Regions from separate parts of the Mus musculus genome. Here region 1 is linked to region 2. A link is a contact called in ENCODE Hi-C or POLR2A ChIA-PET data. All regions are on one chromosome and are shown on one strand. The core of a region is the stretch at or near the end of the contact, and the rest is flanking DNA. Distances in the headings are between cores, read along the strand shown. Region 1 holds the start of D330050I16Rik (RIKEN cDNA D330050I16 gene). Region 2 holds the start of Sf3b2 (splicing factor 3b, subunit 2).

Region 1 (5,410 bases), core at 2,243-4,742, 93 kb after region 2:
CGTTTTTCCTTGGCAGCTGCCAGCTTCTCCCGCAGTTCTTCCCGCTGTCGCAAGGCCATGGGGTTGATAACATCGGCTGCCACGGGCTCCTCCTTGGTGCCCGCCTCTGGAAGGGGGGCCCAGACGTGAGGCTATGCTTGCCCATGGCTGGTGGGGAGAGGAGGGAGCCACTCACCCTGCTCCTTCCAGCTGAGAGGGCCAGAAGGGGCCAGGAGAGGGGAAAGAATCCTTTCACCTCCCTGTTTCTACCTCATCCCCCCCACTTTTTTTATCACTCCACACAGTATGACAAGAATCCTCCCTCTATGCCGTACAGAGCTTCTCAGATCACGTGGGGGGATTCCCCCCATTTTCTGGCATGTATGTTTGTTTAAAAAACACAAATTAACACCACTCAGACAGATTACAGCAACTGTGCATATATATCCCTTAGTCTGTCTACAGTCGGGATGCAGGACCCAGAGAAAGCACCTCCCAGATTCCCACTGAAATATAAATGGGAGTCTTGGTCCTCTGACAAAATATACATAAATGTGCATAAGTGGTGCTGCCTCTGCCTGCTAAGACCCACTGTCTCCCTCAGAAGCCCACTCAGCCCTCTCCTCCGCCTTGCACTCACCTTTCTTAACAGCATTGACCTCCAAGGGCTTCAGCCCCAACTTTGCTCGGAGTTTACTGAAGACAAGAGATAGAAGTATTAGGGTCTGAGAAGTGGGGCTTCAAGTGCATTAGTGGATAGGCAGGAGGGGAGAACAAGGTGAGACCTGGCAGTCCTGAGGACACCAGGCACAGGCCCTCATCCACATCAGGGGATCCTCCTTCCTCCTGGTTCTTAGCGCTCCTCTGGTTGGCTACCTGACTCATCTGGCCCTTCCAACTGGCTCCACCCATGATGAAAAGCTTTCTGCAGGCTGCCCTAGGTGCACCCTGTCTCTGAGGAAAGCAGACTCTAAGGAGCTGGCACTTACTTGGTCTCCTCAATGCTGAGGGATGAGGCATCGCCAGAGCTGGCTTTGGAGCTGGCAGCTAGAACAATAAGGAGAACGGCTTAAGGGACCCATGAACCAGGACCAGGAAGCAACACTGCTGGTCCAGCCGCAAGGTCAAAGACAAGGGCCCCTCACCAGCACCTGGGTAAAGGACAGGAGCTTTTCCCGAGCTCCCTGACAGCTCCTACCCAGGCCCTGGGCTGGCAGGACTGCCTCTTCCAATACCTTCCCTTCTCACCCAACAGCCCAACTTTCTGCATCCCTCACTGTGGCACTCCATATTGTACCTTCAGCCTCCACTGTCCTTTCTGCTCTTGTTATGATAAAATTCTTTTTTTTTTTTTTTTTAATTTTTATTTTTTTTAAATTTATTTATTTTTATTATATGTAAGTACACTGTAGTTGTCTTCAGACACTCCAGAAGAGGGAGTCAGATCTCATTACGGATGGTTGTGAGCCACCATGTGGTTGCTGGGATTTGAACTTCAGACCTTCGGAAGAACAGTCGGGTGCTCTTACCCACTGAGCCATCTCACCAGCCCCGATAAAATTCTATCAAGAATCAAGAGCCGGGCAGTGGGCTGGGCACGCCTTTAATCCCAGCACTTGGGAGGCAGACGCAGGTGGACTTCTGAGTTCGAACCACCATGAAGCCCTGTTCAATTACTAACCAGAGTTAAGGCTCTGCCTTCAACTGCACAGCACTGCTCACCATTTCTGGCCCTTTCTGCCCACAGCAGTGTTCCACGCCCGATGTATACACGTGCCCTTCCCCCAGCCTTGAGCAGGCTACAGTAACGACCCAGACCCAGGTGGAGTCAACTTCCCACAGGAGCAGACTGCCCACTGAGCTCACTTTGCAGCTCAGTCCAGCAGAAACAAATCTGCGGGCTCTCCCTATATAAATGCAGGGCTGACTATTGAACTTTGAGCCGTGCAGAAACGTTTGTCTTGGCTTCATCCTTCTCTCGCACCCAGTCCTTTTCATTTCCAGCCCCCCTTTCAGGGTAACCCAGCTCATCCATGGCTGCTGAACAGGTACATGTACATAAACAAGAACATAAATAAGCAGGCATGCACCCTGGACCTGCTCTACCCATCCCACAAACAGAAGAGAACTTCAACAAACACCATACAGAGGAAGATGCATCAAATTTAGCTCCCCCAACCAGGCCCTACCAGGAGGGCATCTTCTCAAAAATCTCTGCCGTATTCAACCACTGCAGTCACTCTCTTCTTTAACCCAACAGTCCCTTTCTCTGCCTTGGCACCACTCCACTTTCTGTGGGAACTGTCAAGTCCCAAGTCTCCCTTTTTCCAACTAGCAGATTACTTTCAAGAAAATTTCTGATCTGGAGACTGGAGAGATGTCTCAGGGGATAAGAGCACTTGCTGTTCTTACAGAGGACCCAAATTTGGTTCTCAGAATCCATATGGCAACTCACAGCCATCTAATTCAGTTCCAGGGGATCCGATGCCTTCTTCTGACCTCTGCTGGCACGGGCACATGAGGGTAAAATACTCAAATGCATTAACATAAAAACAATCCTTTGTTTAAAAGATTAATGTCCTGTGGTGGATCACACTTCAGCAATGCTCTCTTTGCATAGATCCTATGGGCAGACTGTGGGTTCCTGCCACTGGCTACTATTTATGCTCCTCAACATGTTCCTCTGCCCACAACTGAACTACTGGAATTTAGCAGGTTCTATGCCTGACTCTCGTTCTCATTCCACATGTTCTAAGGCACTTCTTTGGTTTCCTGAATACACACCAGCCCAAAGTCACTCTATCTCACTTAAACTGTAAGGTTTCCCATATACACCAAACATAAAGTTCTCCCAAAACTGTGTCATTCTCCCCTGCCTCAAATCTGCTTCTCTTCTAAACTCAGTTCCAACAGATGACACCTCCATTCACCAGGCCAATCAGACCGAATTCCTATTCAATCTGTCCACTTCTCTCCGGCCCGCTGCATAGAGAAACATGCATACTATTAGCCCTCACCTGGTTGCTTGGACCTCCCTCCCGATCTCTTGATCTCTGGTCCTACGTTTGACAAGCTCTCAACCCACTGATCTTCATAAAATATCATGCAATTCAAGTCACTTGCTTACTCAAATCCTTGGCTCCCTACCATCCTCATAACAAAGCCCAAACTTCTCAACAGGGCTTACAGCGCTGGTTCAGACCCAAGCCTATCTTACTGCTTCATGTCTCCGCTATGAGCTATTGGTCGATTGTCTGTACACGCTCGTCCCACCTCATTCACCCACCCAATGCATTGCTGTGAAGTGCCAGGAAGACAGGGAAGGCAGGAAGACTCCTGTCTTCTTAAAGCTTAACGTGGAGACGTCAACGTTTAACCCCAAACACCCGGAGGACGTCTTTAACCCGAGAGGCAGATGGCCCTCGAGGTCCTCCCGTACCCTCCGTCCTGGGCATCCCAAGACCCTGCCCCGCCCCCGGGCCCCGCCCTCACCGGCCTCGTAGCCGTCATCGCGTTTCTCCCGCTTCACGCGCCGCTCCGAGGGCTCCGCTTGGCTTCGTTCGCGACCGTGCGCGCCGCTGCGGGCCTCGGCTTCCGCCCCACGCCGCCCGCTCCCGCGCTCACTCCCACGCTCCCGGCTCCGCTTCCGTCGTTCGCCGCCGCTGCTGCCGCCGCCGCTGCTCCGGTGCTTGTGTTTCTTATGCTCGCGATGCCGTGGCGGCTGCTCGGTCGTGCCCCCAGTCCCGGCCGCAGCCGTCGTCCCGGCCGCCTCCTTCTCGCCACGGTGCTTCTTTGACGACCCCATGATTATTGCGTCCGCCTGGAGCCGGGCCGCTACCCTAGCCCAGACGACGCGAAATGGGAACGCTTCCGGGTCGCGCGACCGCCCCGTTCCTGTTGCCGGAAACTAAGAGGGGCTGTTTCCGGGGCCTGCCTGGGAACCTCCAAAGGCTCACGGGAGGGACTGATTGAGGGTGCGCGGTCCCGCCTGCCAGCTACTGGTCTCTGCGCACGCGCACCTGTAGAGACTGCGCCGTCCACCCTCTCGCGCCATCTAAGATGGTAGTCGTAGAGCCGTAAGAACTTTAGCATGGTACTGGGTCATCATCTCCGGAGCTAGAAGTTTCCCCTGCCTCCTTCCCCTTCCACTCTGATCGCTTCGTGGTGCTCTGTGCCTCAAGTCTCTCTGTGGGCAGCCCCCTCTCCAGTGACTGTCCAAGCAAGCTCCCTAGTGCCGGGGCTCCATCCAGAGTTGGAAAATACTCTTTCTTTTAGCGAACGCTACCGTCATCCTATGTCCCCTAGACTGATGGATTGGACCGTTTTATTATTATTTTTTAGACAGGGGTTTTCTCTGTCCTGGAACTCACTCTGTAGACCAGGCTGGCCTCGAACTCAGAAATCCGCCTGCCTCTGCCTCCCAGGTGCTGGGATTAAAGGCGTGCGCCACCACCGCCCAGCTGGATTGGACCTTTTTAACTAGGCTTTGGAGTGCTCTTTGAATTTGTGCCTATAAACCTGGTGATACTGAGTGATGGTTTGTTTCTAGTTTTCTTTTTTTGTAAAGGTAGGTCTAGTACTTGTTACTTACCCCTGGCTGTCTTCAAACCCACCACAGTCCCTCTGTCAGCCTCTCGTGTGCATGGCCACTCCAGGCTTGAGTGCAAATTCGGCACATTTGTGCATGTATATGCTTTCCCTCCTTTTTTTGTTTTTCCCGTTCTGTCTAGCCTGTTAACTATGTAGCCCAGGCTGGGATTACATGCTTTTCTCGACTTTTCCTGGGTTTCTGTTTGTTTGATTGTTTGTTTAGTTTGGTTGCTTTGTTTTGGGTTGAGTAAAGGGTTAAGGGTTTAAGTTAAGGGTTCACACACTCCCATCTGATAGTCGTTGCTCCTCTCTGGACTTCCGGTGTAGCACCTCGCTGGTGTGGTTTGGTGTGGGGGATGGGCACCTTTGAAGGTCCACCCCGAGACTGAGCGCCTTCAGAGGCAGGGTCCTGTTCACTAAGATTTCTAGGTCCCCTGGCATGTTGGGGAAAGCATGGCAAAGTCTCAGCGGATTCCTTTCCGGTGCCCCACGCCTCAGTAGAGAGACGGCTTGTTGAGAATGAGGTGTAGCCTGGGTTTCCAGGGCGTGGGGGAAACAGCTCAACCTCTGCCACCCACTTCCGCTACCTATCTCCGACCCACAGCCAACTCCCCTCAGAAGTCTCACACTGTACTTGGCCATAAAGCGTTTAATTTTTCTCTCGGGGACTGTAGTCTGGGTCCAGGGTTGGGGAGGGGCGTCTTCCAGGCTGGCTGCTGGTTGGCTCTGTTTTGGGGGGGCTCTGAGAAGAGGGCTCCATTTCTGCTCTAAGTGATCGGTTGCTCCTTAAAGACACAGATGGAGACCAGTGGGCTCCACAGCACCCTCTTCCATGCCCAGT
Region 2 (5,015 bases), core at 2,057-4,556:
TAATATTCTTGAGTCACCCACTGGGTAAAGCTGATGCGGGGAAGGACACCCCTACAGCATTCCTCAATCTGTACCATCATAGTTTAAATTCAACTCAAATGGTATGCCAGCATTCTCCACAAGCCACCTAAATAACACACATAAAACTAGCCGCAAAGGGCTGGAGAGATGGCTCAGCAGGTAAGAGCACTGACTGCTCTTCCAGAGGTCCTGAGTTCAATTCCCAGCAACCACATGGTGGCTCATGGCTATCCTTAATGGGATCTGATGCCCTCTTCTTCACATAAAATAAATGAACACATCTTTAAAACAAAACAAAACAAAACAAAACAAACAAAAAAAAAAAACTAGCAGCAAAGTATTTTCTATAATGGATAAAGAGTAAAATTACATGTGTTACTATCATAGGAATTCTACAATATACTTGGTTTAAAATGTTTGGTTTTCTTTCTTTTTTAATGACAACCCTCCAAAGTTTGAAAAAAAAATCATTTTTAGTTTATAGGCCATCCACAAGCAGGGCACACATAGTGTGCTAACTCCTGGACTACAGAAAAGATGGAAGCACTAGAACCTATTTGGTTATCAGGTAGCCTCCAAGGCAAATTTGAATGAAGCATCTTGGTTTGGACATTAAATAATGTTAAATGGCATCCTCTGGATAGAGCAAGATGTCAAGTCAGAGAGAAAAACATCACCGTCTTCCAGTACCCCAAGAGTTCATGTTGCTTCAGTGAATCTCACACTAGCAGCAATAGGGCCCAGGCCAATCTGCCAAAATACTGGCTTCCTGGGAGTCTAACTATACCTACGTTCTAGTCTTCAACCAAGACCTTCCTAAAAGGCTTGGCCTCAGGGTCTAGCTTTCTCAGGCTCCATTTCCCCGTCAGGGACCTAATGTGTCCCAGGTACAGGTTTCCACCTGTCCTACCTGCTTGGCACGCTCCTCTTGCTGCATCAGCAAAGCTGCCTGCTGCTGTGCCAGCTTCAGCCGTTCTTCTTCTGACAGCGCCACAGGCTCACCCACTCGAAGAGGTGGTGGGGGCCCCAGATTTGGTGGGTGAGCCATAGGAAAGCCAAGGCCAAGGCCTGGTGGAGGTGGTGGAGGTGGTGGAGGAGGCTGTAGAGGGGGAAGTCCCATAGGTGGTGGTGGCATAGGAATCCCAGACAGCTATGGGGAAAAAAATACAGCTATGAATTAGAAAGCATTTATTCAATTTATAAGCATTTGCTAGAGACCTAGCAAAAGAGCCAGATACTAGAATTTGAAGTCTAATGACGTAGGATTCAAGAAAATACACCATAAAAGAATCAAAAGATGCTAACTTTAGCACACTGATCAAAGCTATTAGCTTCTCTGAAAAAATATGAGGAACATTCATATTACATTTTGCATTCAATTTAAGGAGGTACAAGGACACCTCTAAAATCCATACAGGAACTTCACAAAACACACATACACAAACACACCAATAAACTCCAGGTCAAAGCCACAACTTTAGAGGAAGAGAAACAAATACTAGAATCAGAAAGGACTTAAAGAAATAGGAACTAGGGCTGGATAGATGGCCAAGCAGTTAAGAGCTGCTCTTCTATAATATCAGGGCTCAATTCCCAGCACCCCGATGGAAGCTCACAGTTCTGTAACTCCAGCCCCAGAATGACCCAACGCCCTTCAATGGCCTCCTAAAACACTGCATGCACGTGACGCACAGGTAGAAACTTGGACAAAATACAAATTCAGACAAAACACTTATATACATAAAAATAAGTTAAAAAAAAAGTAATAACCAACATTCCAAGGCATAGGATATCTACGTTGTACTAGATGCAGGGAGTATATTATTCAAGTCAGGGCATTATCCTTTACCGTTTCAATAACTTTGGGAGCTATACCTGGCAGGAGAAAGCATGACCACTTCCAGCTGAGAAAGGATCAAGGAACATTTCCAGATATTCTAGTGGAATCTTGAGTGATAAGTCAAATTTGGAGGAGTAGACATTGGGGATTAAAACAGTAGCAGCACTAAATCAGAAGTGAAGAGGTCACAATTTTGTCTCCTTAGACCTCACCCTTAACTTACGGTCCCATCTGCTAGCTCAACACATGGCTATCCTGAGCAGAAAAGATCCTCGAAGCAATCTCTTACCTGTGCTGACATAGGAGGAGGAGCCGCTTTGTCCCCATCTTCTCCTCTCAAAACTGGTCGATTCAGGACAATGCCCGTCTACAAGAAAAAAGAGAGCTCTAGGTCAGACTACAAGGACGTATTCCATTACATAACCTCCTCTTCCATTTATTTACTTAACAAAATGTACCCAGTGCCCACTTGACAGAGACTGGGGCTGGAACCTGAGAAAAGCAACAGGAGTAGAAGTAATTACAATAAAGCAAAACCAAGAACTGACAAAATGGTCAAGAGCCGGCTTGCTGCGTTGAAGTACACAAAAAAGACCTAGCCCGGTGTGCTGGAGCACTCGGAAGGCAAACGCATTAGGATCTCTTAAGTTTGAGGCCAGCCAGGGCTACACTGAGAAACCCTATCGCGAAAGAACAAACAAAAAAAGTATATGAAACGAAGATCCAGCCGCGGAGTGGTGGCGCACGCCTTTAATCCCAGCATTTGGGAGAGGCAGGCGAATTTCTGAGTTCCAGGCCAGCCTGGTCTACAGAGTGAGTCCAGGACAGCCAGGGCTATACAGAGAAACCCTGTCTCAAAAAAAAAAAAAAAAACCAAAAAAAAAAAAAAAAAGAAAAGAAAAAGAAAAAAGAAAGAAGAGAAGAGAAGAGAAGAGAAGAGAAGAGAAGAGAAGAGAAACGAAGATCCATCCGTGAGTAGTCTTAAAGGCCTCCAGGAAAAGTGAGACCTAGCCTGCACTGACAACACTCACCTGACGGGTGTAGGTCTGCAGCCGCTCTACTAACTCCTCGCGACTCCCTATAGGACGAAGCACAGAATCAGGGGGTCAGCATCACCTCGAGCAGGCCAATTTGGCGAGGTCAGGTCCCACAGGCCTGTCTCCGCCCCCCGCCCCGTGGGTCTCCTGGGTAACCAAGCTCCACTTCGCCACAAGCCCACGCAGGGCCCCTCTCGACCGCCTCTGCGCCTCACCCTGGATCGGCGCTCCTATCTCTGCCAATCTGGCCTGAAGCTCCTGCGCAGCCCAGGCTCCATAGTGGCCTGGAGGTGGAGGCGGTGGCAACTGCAACTCTCCTTTGGGAGGTTCGGGATGCTCCGCCGCCATCTTAGCCACAAGAAGGCGCGAGACCAACACGGAAGCTCGGGTCAGCCGCCGGGCCTACTTCCAGAAACTTCCGGTTGCGTAATCCACGTCCCGCGGTGATTGGAGAGAACTTGGTCCAAACACACGCCCTTTCCCTTACCGGGGAATAGGAATCGCCGCCAACGGAGGTTGCAGAGCCTTCTGGGAGTTGTAGTTTGCGGATGCGCCATCTAGAGGACGAACGCTCGCTATGACATCCGGTATGCAGCAGTAGTAATACATCCGCTGCCTGGCTGCAAGAGCTTACTCTACCCAGAGCAGATGCATTCTTCTTCTCTCCTGGCCAAACACATACTAAGTCTTCTGTCCCGACACCCTTCAATGATGAGAGACCTGGGTGCTTATTTCTCCTAGGAGCTCATAGAGATTCCTTTCCGGCGCCCGAATGGGAGGTTGGTGCCGATGGCTCTGATAAAACAGTGTTTGTCTGCTCACTCCCGCCCAGGCGTGCTTGAATGGGCTGAAAGGGGATCGGAGCCGGTGGAGGAACGGACCGCCAAGCTGAGTTCCAGCTGCTGACCTGGGGGAAGGGCACTGCTAAAATAAAATCCCCTTTTGCACCTTCGAAAAAGTCTTAAATAAATGTATTCTCTGTCAAATGCTTCCTTCCCCCTTTCGAGGAATGTTCATTAATACATTTTCCACCTTTCAGGTGTTTTATTATATGTATATGTACCGCTTGCATGCCTGGTATCTGTAGAAGCCAGAAGTGTCAGATCTGGAACTGGAGTTACACTTTTGTGAATCGAACCCAGGTCCTCTGCAAAAGCAACAGTGCTCTTAACACCAATTCTCAAGCCCCAAGGTTTTTGTTGTTTAAGACAAATGTGTCCATATGTGGCCCAGGCTACCCTAGAACTTCTGATCCTTTGCAGGCTACAGATATATACTATCACACCCGATTTCATGGAGTGGAAGATCAAGAGTCATGTAGTTCAGACTGTCTTGGGACAAAATCGAGCCCAAGCCAACCTCTAGCTCTTGGCAATCCTCCTGCCTCTGCTTCTTGAAAACTGGGCTTACTGCTGCCAGCTAATCCATTGTCTTTGTTTCATTTTTAAGTCTTTCCTGTCCTTTATTCCCACCTCCATTCCCCCAAACAGGATCTGGAACTTGATCTTCTTCTATCTTGAAGTATTTAGCATCCAGGAGGCAGCTAATAAATGAGTTGGGAGGTGGGGGTATCTAACCTGGGGACTTTATATTCTTGTAGGAAAAACAAAAAAACCTCAGGACCTTTCTTGGGGCAAGACACCATGACCCTTGCCTGCCCAACATCCACCAATTTATTTTATCTCCTTCCCTCTCCTAGTTCTGCCGCTCTCAATGACAGCCTGTTTGGTTTGTGTGTGATGAATAAAGGAGAGGAACACAAATGGTCTCATTTCCCACCCACGCGCTTCAGATCTTTTCCTAGCCACCTCCGTTTCACCAGCTGTCCTCAAGGGAGGAGTAATTGGAAAGGAGGGGTGAGCAGGATGCAGGAAAGGTGGGGTCTGAGACAGACAGATAGAGTACAGCTGGTAAAAGCGGTTCTTGTTCCCTTCACCTATACCCAAATGGTGACTCTTCCCCATTGGGTTCTCATCACTACCCTACACTGGGATTGCAGACGGAACCAAAGCCGGAAAGGACAGAACTAAAGAATGAGCGGCGGTGGCTTTTCCTTGTGCTTGCCAGCTTACTCAGACAACCATTTTTAACCCAAAGGAAGTCTCTGCTCCCTGTAA

What was found. Hi-C counts contacts between places; a loop is a spot of excess contacts on that map. ChIA-PET counts read pairs that join two places held with the same protein, here RNA polymerase II (POLR2A).
Region 1: a loop to region 2 is called in a map of left cerebral cortex, with 8 times the contacts of the local background. The contact joins the promoter of D330050I16Rik here to the promoter of Sf3b2 in region 2. A Hi-C loop is called at or near these places in 1 of 37 maps with a recorded cell type or tissue (left cerebral cortex). POLR2A ChIA-PET finds 5 or more read pairs at or near these places in 4 of 5 experiments (Patski and embryonic stem cell).

What each region holds. Positions count from the first base shown.
Region 1 is chr19:5,384,844-5,390,253 of GRCm38, forward strand. D330050I16Rik (RIKEN cDNA D330050I16 gene) reads left to right here and starts at 3,493. Exons shown (of 1, transcript NR_033224.1): 1 at 3,493-5,226. Sart1 (squamous cell carcinoma antigen recognized by T cells 1) reads right to left here and starts at 3,860. Exons shown (of 20, transcript NM_016882.3): 1 at 3,472-3,860; 2 at 969-1,026; 3 at 620-675; 4 at 1-106. The coding sequence starts at 3,784. It overlaps Tsga10ip (testis specific 10 interacting protein), which reads right to left. Exons shown (of 8, transcript NM_001373978.1): 8 at 5,204-5,354. The coding sequence ends at 5,219.
Region 2 is chr19:5,292,149-5,297,163 of GRCm38, forward strand. Sf3b2 (splicing factor 3b, subunit 2) reads right to left here and starts at 3,307. Exons shown (of 21, transcript NM_030109.2): 1 at 3,114-3,307; 2 at 2,893-2,939; 3 at 2,151-2,228; 4 at 932-1,171. The coding sequence starts at 3,246.